Regions from separate parts of the Homo sapiens genome. Here region 2 is linked to region 1. The links are chromatin loops, found by intact Hi-C in ENCODE. Cell type or tissue: thyroid gland. All regions are shown on one strand. Links, peaks and the distances in the headings refer to the core of each region. The heading gives the core; the rest is flanking DNA. Region 1 has its middle 150 kb from the start of LINC03017. Region 2 has its middle 93 kb from the start of LINC03017.

Evidence for each region. Peaks named below come from ENCODE experiments on the same cell type or tissue, not always from the same donor. Only the 100,000 strongest peaks of a DNase experiment are listed, where the experiment ranks them.
Region 2: a loop joins it to region 1, with 4 times the contacts of the local background. A loop is called at or near these places in 3 of 110 quality-filtered maps.

What each region holds. Positions count from the first base shown.
Region 1 is chr7:84,677,417-84,680,348 of GRCh38, forward strand. No RefSeq gene overlaps it. Among named protein-coding and RNA genes, the nearest start is that of LINC03017, 150 kb to the left of the region's middle. In thyroid gland, for the core only: no CTCF peak of the experiment used is centred there; a DNase peak (open chromatin) is centred at 1,685; H3K27ac peaks cover 1,589 bases.
Region 2 is chr7:84,623,570-84,626,501 of GRCh38, forward strand. No RefSeq gene overlaps it. Among named protein-coding and RNA genes, the nearest start is that of LINC03017, 93 kb to the left of the region's middle. In thyroid gland, for the core only: no CTCF peak of the experiment used is centred there; no DNase peak of the experiment used is centred there.

The DNA.
Region 1 (2,932 bases), core at 320-2,819:
CATTAAGGCAGTCAAAAGCATTGGCACTTACAACAATTTATTTAGAAATTACCCTGCCTCCAAGTACTTGTACCATTTCCCAATTCATTCCAACTCTAATTCAGTTTCTGCATATTTCCAAATTCCTGACTCAGTCATCTATGGCTCTGGGCCCCAGATTTGTGCTTTGGCAACATTTGTTGTTGTTTGTGAATCACAGCTATGTTCAGTGGTATGTGACTTGCCTCTCGGCACCCAGGAGGCATCAGCAAAAACACCTGTGGCCCAATAAACCACAATTTTTGGGTCCAGTAAATTGGTCAATACACAGCCCACACCAAAATATCACTGAATTTGGCTTTGTATATTTGGTCATTTGATAACCATTCTGCAAAACTGACCCAATTTTTACTGGTTAAAGAACAATATTGCAGGAAAGTAGAGGCAGACAGCTTTTTAAGTCCTTTAAAATGATACAACTGGTTAATATAATGATGGCTACTAGATACAGAAAAAAATCTAGGTGTTTTAAATTTCAGATCCATAGCTATGCTGGATAACATTTTACCTTAAAATAATGACACATTTCAATCACAGCAGAAACATCGTAAATTGGGATACTAAATTCTACTGAAAAAAAGCCTATTTTGTGGATATTTTTTTCCTGAAGATAGTATACTACTACTAGATTTTAATACAAATAACCAGCATGCTACTTTATCATCTTTTGTAGTGCCCACAAAAAATTTATTAATAAGAAGTTACATGTTTAATTTACTCATCTGTCCTAAGGATTAAATAAAAAGATAAGTTTAATTAAAATAAGAGATATGTAGAACTGGGCCTTATAGAATGTGGCATATTGCAATAGTTCTTAAATTATAAGCTAACTTGAACAGTTAAAAAACTGATTCAGCTTATCATTTTAATTAAAGTCTGTTAAAAGAACATGCTGAGTTTGTCTTCATAGCTATTGGAGAAATTCTGAGCATTTACCTAAGGATGACACCTACTCTGTATCATACATTACAATAGATTTTAAAGTACAAGACTAAACACACAGTCCTTGCTCTCCCCTATTGCTTATTCTACTGAAGAAGATATACAATTAATAACATTGCCAGAAGTTCCATGATAGCCATATGTTGACGGTACAATGACACTACAGAAGAGAAATACATACTCAATCCGAGGAGACCTTTCACGGTAGTGATATTGGGTCTGATTCTTGAAAGGTAAATAGTTAGGGAAGTAGAAAAGTGGGAAATAAATTGTTAAGGTAAAGAAAATAACATGGTTTAAGGACAGATGCAAGGAAGCTTGGATTCTTTGGGAAAATATTAACAGTTAATTATGACCAGTGTTTAAAGTAGATGAAATTCTGCTGTGAAGTTTGGGTTGTGTGATGGCTTTATGCTGTATCAACTTAGCGAAGCTGGAATTACATTTTCTACAATTTATTTCCCTGAATGGCTTTGGCAATTATTTGCTCCCAAGAGAAAGTTATGTGAGTTTGGAAAGGCTCAAAAGTGAAGCAGAAACCATGTTTATGCTTGAAAGGATAGTGTAGTTAAGATCAGGTGCTTCCAGCTCACACGGGCTGCTATGGATCTGCTGGCCTACTTTTTTGGCTTGAAGCAGCTATTTGGTTCACTGGTTCTGCAGTTCCCGATATAGTCCACCTTCAGTTTTTCAAGTGTGCATTTGGTTGCCAGCTTCTCCTTCAGGTCAACTGCAGAATTATTGGAGGCTTGGAGCCAATGAGGGACCAATGCAGGTGTCAGCTCATCCAGACAGGTTCTGATTAATCCATCCATGGAGGTCTCAGCTCATCCTCATGGGTTTCAGTTTGTCTTTTCTCTTCCCAAATTTATATCCATCTTTCTTTCCTGGCTGGCTGCTCTGCTAACTTCAGATCCAGAACCAGATGCAGATGCAACAGACATATATGCACCTCTTAAGCAGTTCATACAATTTCATAACAGCAAATCCTATAATAAATACATTATTCTGTTGGTTCTGCTTTTCTGACAGAAACCTGATGATACAGGTGGAATCCAGAAAGTGATCAGAAGCTCTTGAAATAAATTAAGTGGTGAAGAAACATGATCAGATATTCAGGTTTTAAAAACTATTCTAGGCCGGGCGCGGTGGCTCACGCCTGTAATCCCAGCACTTTGGGAGGCCAAGAAGGGCAGGTCAGGAGATCGAGACCATCCTGGCTAACACGGTGAAACCCCGTCTCTACTAAAAATACAAAAAAATTAGCAGGGCGTGATGGCGGGCGCCTGTAGTCCCAGCTACTCGGGAGGCTGAGGCAGGAGAATGGGGAGAACCCGGGAGGCGGAGCTTGCAGTGAGCCGAGATTGTGCCACTGCACTCCAGCCTGGATGACAGAGCGAGACTCCGTCTCAAAAAAAAAAAAAAAAAAAAACAACACACACACACACACACACACACACACACACACACAAACACGAACAATAACAAAAAAACTATTCTAATATGAATGATTGGCTGGATGGGGGTGAGTAAAGATTGGAAGCAGAATGATATGTAAGCTAGCTGTAGTTATAATTTGTTGTAAAAGACATAGAGCCTGGGAAAAAGTACAAGTAAAAATGTAATAGAATGGAGAAAATGGATTCAGAAAATAGTCAAGAAATTAAGTTGTCAGAATTGGTAACTGGCTCTGATGAGTGCAGAGGAATAATAACTTCGTATTACCGAGATGTGGTGTGGAGGCATGGTCAGATCTGAAAATGTGTTTTCAACATGGGGAGTTGAATGTGGGACCACTGCACTTGATTGTCAACCGGAGATTTTCAGTACAAATTTAGCTATATGAGTTTGAAATTCAAGAGCGAGATCTGAATTGGAGTTAATGTACGAGGAATGGAAAAGAGAAGTGTGCTTAAAAGAAAAGCTGGTAATACTTAAGGAAAGAATGTCA
Region 2 (2,932 bases), core at 139-2,638, 54 kb before region 1:
GACTCCTGCATAAAAAATGTGAATTTGATTATTTTGAACAATGAGTATTGCTTGTTAGGAAAAAGTGGGTTATAGCTTGACTAGACCCAACTGAAAGGATGCAAAACTACTTCAGAGTTTTCCCAAAGCAATTACTTCACCCAGTCACCTTTTGTTATCTTATGTTAAGTACTGATTGTCCTTTTGGGTAAGAAACATTTGATTGGATTCACAAAAGCTTTAATGAATCCAAAAGAAGTCGGAAAATAATTGCCGCTTTTAAAATTCTTCTGATTTAAGGCAACAGCATCTTTGCAGTCAATCTACAAACTGAATTACATTCAACCTACTGTACTACTATTTATTTATACAGATATGCTGTAATGTGATTCAGTATTCAAACAAAAATAGAAGACTAGCAAAGGAATCTATCTGAACAATGACATTTAAAGAAACAGCCACGTTGTTAATTACAAAAGATATAATACACAAATGACATGTCTTTAGGATTTTTTTAAACAGAAAGGAAATGTGGACTTGTAAAGATGTAAAACTTTTCATTAATTGAATGGTCAAATCATTATTGAAAATTTCTAGCATAATAAAAATTATAAAATGATAGGGAATTTTACATTTTATGGAACAATCAATCAGCTTTGTGGAAAACTCTATAATAAGCTAACATGTTTTCTAAACATTAATAAGAAATGTATATGCTCTTTCCTGCACTGAACTTTAGTATAAATCAAATTACCATGGGACTGGCAGTCACTACTTCTGATTCTTAGCTTATTGAGTGATGCTGCTCTCCCTCAACAGATATTCCGTCCCCTAAAATCCTTTATCTGCATAAATCAGACCCTCTAAGTTTGAATAACAAACAAAAATGCAAGGAGATGAATTCTACAGAGATCAAGGAACAAAAATTTACAATAAAATATATTGTTAGAATCACTATAGAATGCAATTTTATATTTAGAGTTTTTGCCAGTTTCAATATATGTGTATCTGATGCTAGGGTGCTTCAAAAATTATGGTGGTTAAGATGTCTTAGTTGGTCCCAAGGAGGATAAGAGTTAGCAGAGTTGCTTGAATTTATATCTCCTGTTCTAATGCTCCATTTTCTCCCTAGAGATCAAGCACACATTTTTCTTATTAAAGAAGTTTTGGGAGAGTAGATCATCATATTCCCGTCAAGATCACCCTTTGTCATGAGTCAAAATCATCTAGCTAATCTCTCATGATTTCCTTTGAGCACACTGGTTCACTAGAAAAGATCTTTACATTAATTTTAAACCTCAATATTTCTTCTCTCAATAGAAAAACTTTGAGAAACATTAAAAATGAGTATGTTCTGGTGATGTGGAATGAATTCACAATATAAGAAAGGAGACTTCTTATGATGTGTGTTTTCTTCAACCAAAAAATGGCATTAGAAATATTCATAATTCACTGCCAACTTTAATATTAAATGCTAAAACCATGAAATTTTCAATGAACTTAACCTGATCCGGTGGCTATATTGACATAAGACAGGTTAGAGAGCTATTAGTCATTAAGAATTTACCATGATGATTAGATTCTTGTAACATAAATTTAGAGTAGAATCATCCTGCTCACTTCATACCTTGTTTTCCAGAAAAGGAAGTTAAAGAGCACATATACATACACTGTAACCCAATATGTGAAACATTAGGGAGTTTTGAGAAATTCCTTTTTTCCCCGAGTGTGTTCTCTTATTTTATATGTCTGAAAAGGCTTGCAAGACTAAGAGCTGTGATGAAAGCATCCAAGATTTCTCAGAAAAAAAAGAATCAATGTAAGAAGGAGGAAAACAATATAGTGATCTATAAGAAGCATCACCTTCTTAAAAGAGTCTAAAACCCAATGTCTCATGTATTTTCAGTTGTAATGCTATTTTTCTAATTATTAGGAATTAGAAAGGAAGCTATAATAATTGCAGCTATTGTGGAATAAAAACAAATGTTTGTGTACATCGTTTATAACTGCAAATATTTATACAATTTTAGTATCACTTATTGTGAAATTAGTATAATGTTATTTAGATTCTTTGTGAATTATTTTTATTCATAATCATAGTATTTTAGCATTTCTATAAACTATTTGATCCAAATCAAATCAAAGCTCTGTAAAATTATTATTCATAGTAATGATATAGAAATTTTTCAGAGATAAAAATCTTACGTTGGTTTCCTTTAACACACGTATTTATTTATTTATTTTTTTTCTGAAAGCCACTCCTAATAAGGTCTGCCACATAATTGAGTCTTTGGCTCTCAAAATAGTATTCTTGGTACCTAGCACAATGCCTATTACACATTTATGGCTATTTGATGAGTGAATAAGTGACTACTATCTTGAAACTAAGCAATATCTCAGTATTCTTAAAATTTTTTTAAATGTAAATCTCTTAAAGGTTCAGGTTCATATAAAGGAATACTCACATACTTCCAATATTTTATTTAAACCTAAGGAAAAACAACATCATAGAAATTCTAAAATAATTTTTAAAAACTACAGGATAATTTTTTGGGTGAGGTAGGGCACTAAATTGTGCATTTAATGCAAGAGACATTGGTCTTTATAGTTTGCAGAAAGAATCAGACAAATGAATTGGACAATGAATTATATAAGTGATGTCAGAGTCCCAAGAAACAGAAAAAAATGAACCAAACATCCTATGTTAAATCTAATGAAAGTCATAAACTAGAGCCTAATTATTCTTGGGTATCAGACAGATTCATTTCAGCATGTCTTTACTTTTCCCAATTTCCTTGATCAATGACACTCATTTTTGTTAAAGCAGTTTTCCTTTTATTTTCTGACTACTTTTTACATCTCACTAATATATTTTCATGTACATAACTCTGACATTAAAAGGCATATTCTATTTTTGTAATTAGTATTCTATTATTAATTACTATTGTTTTAG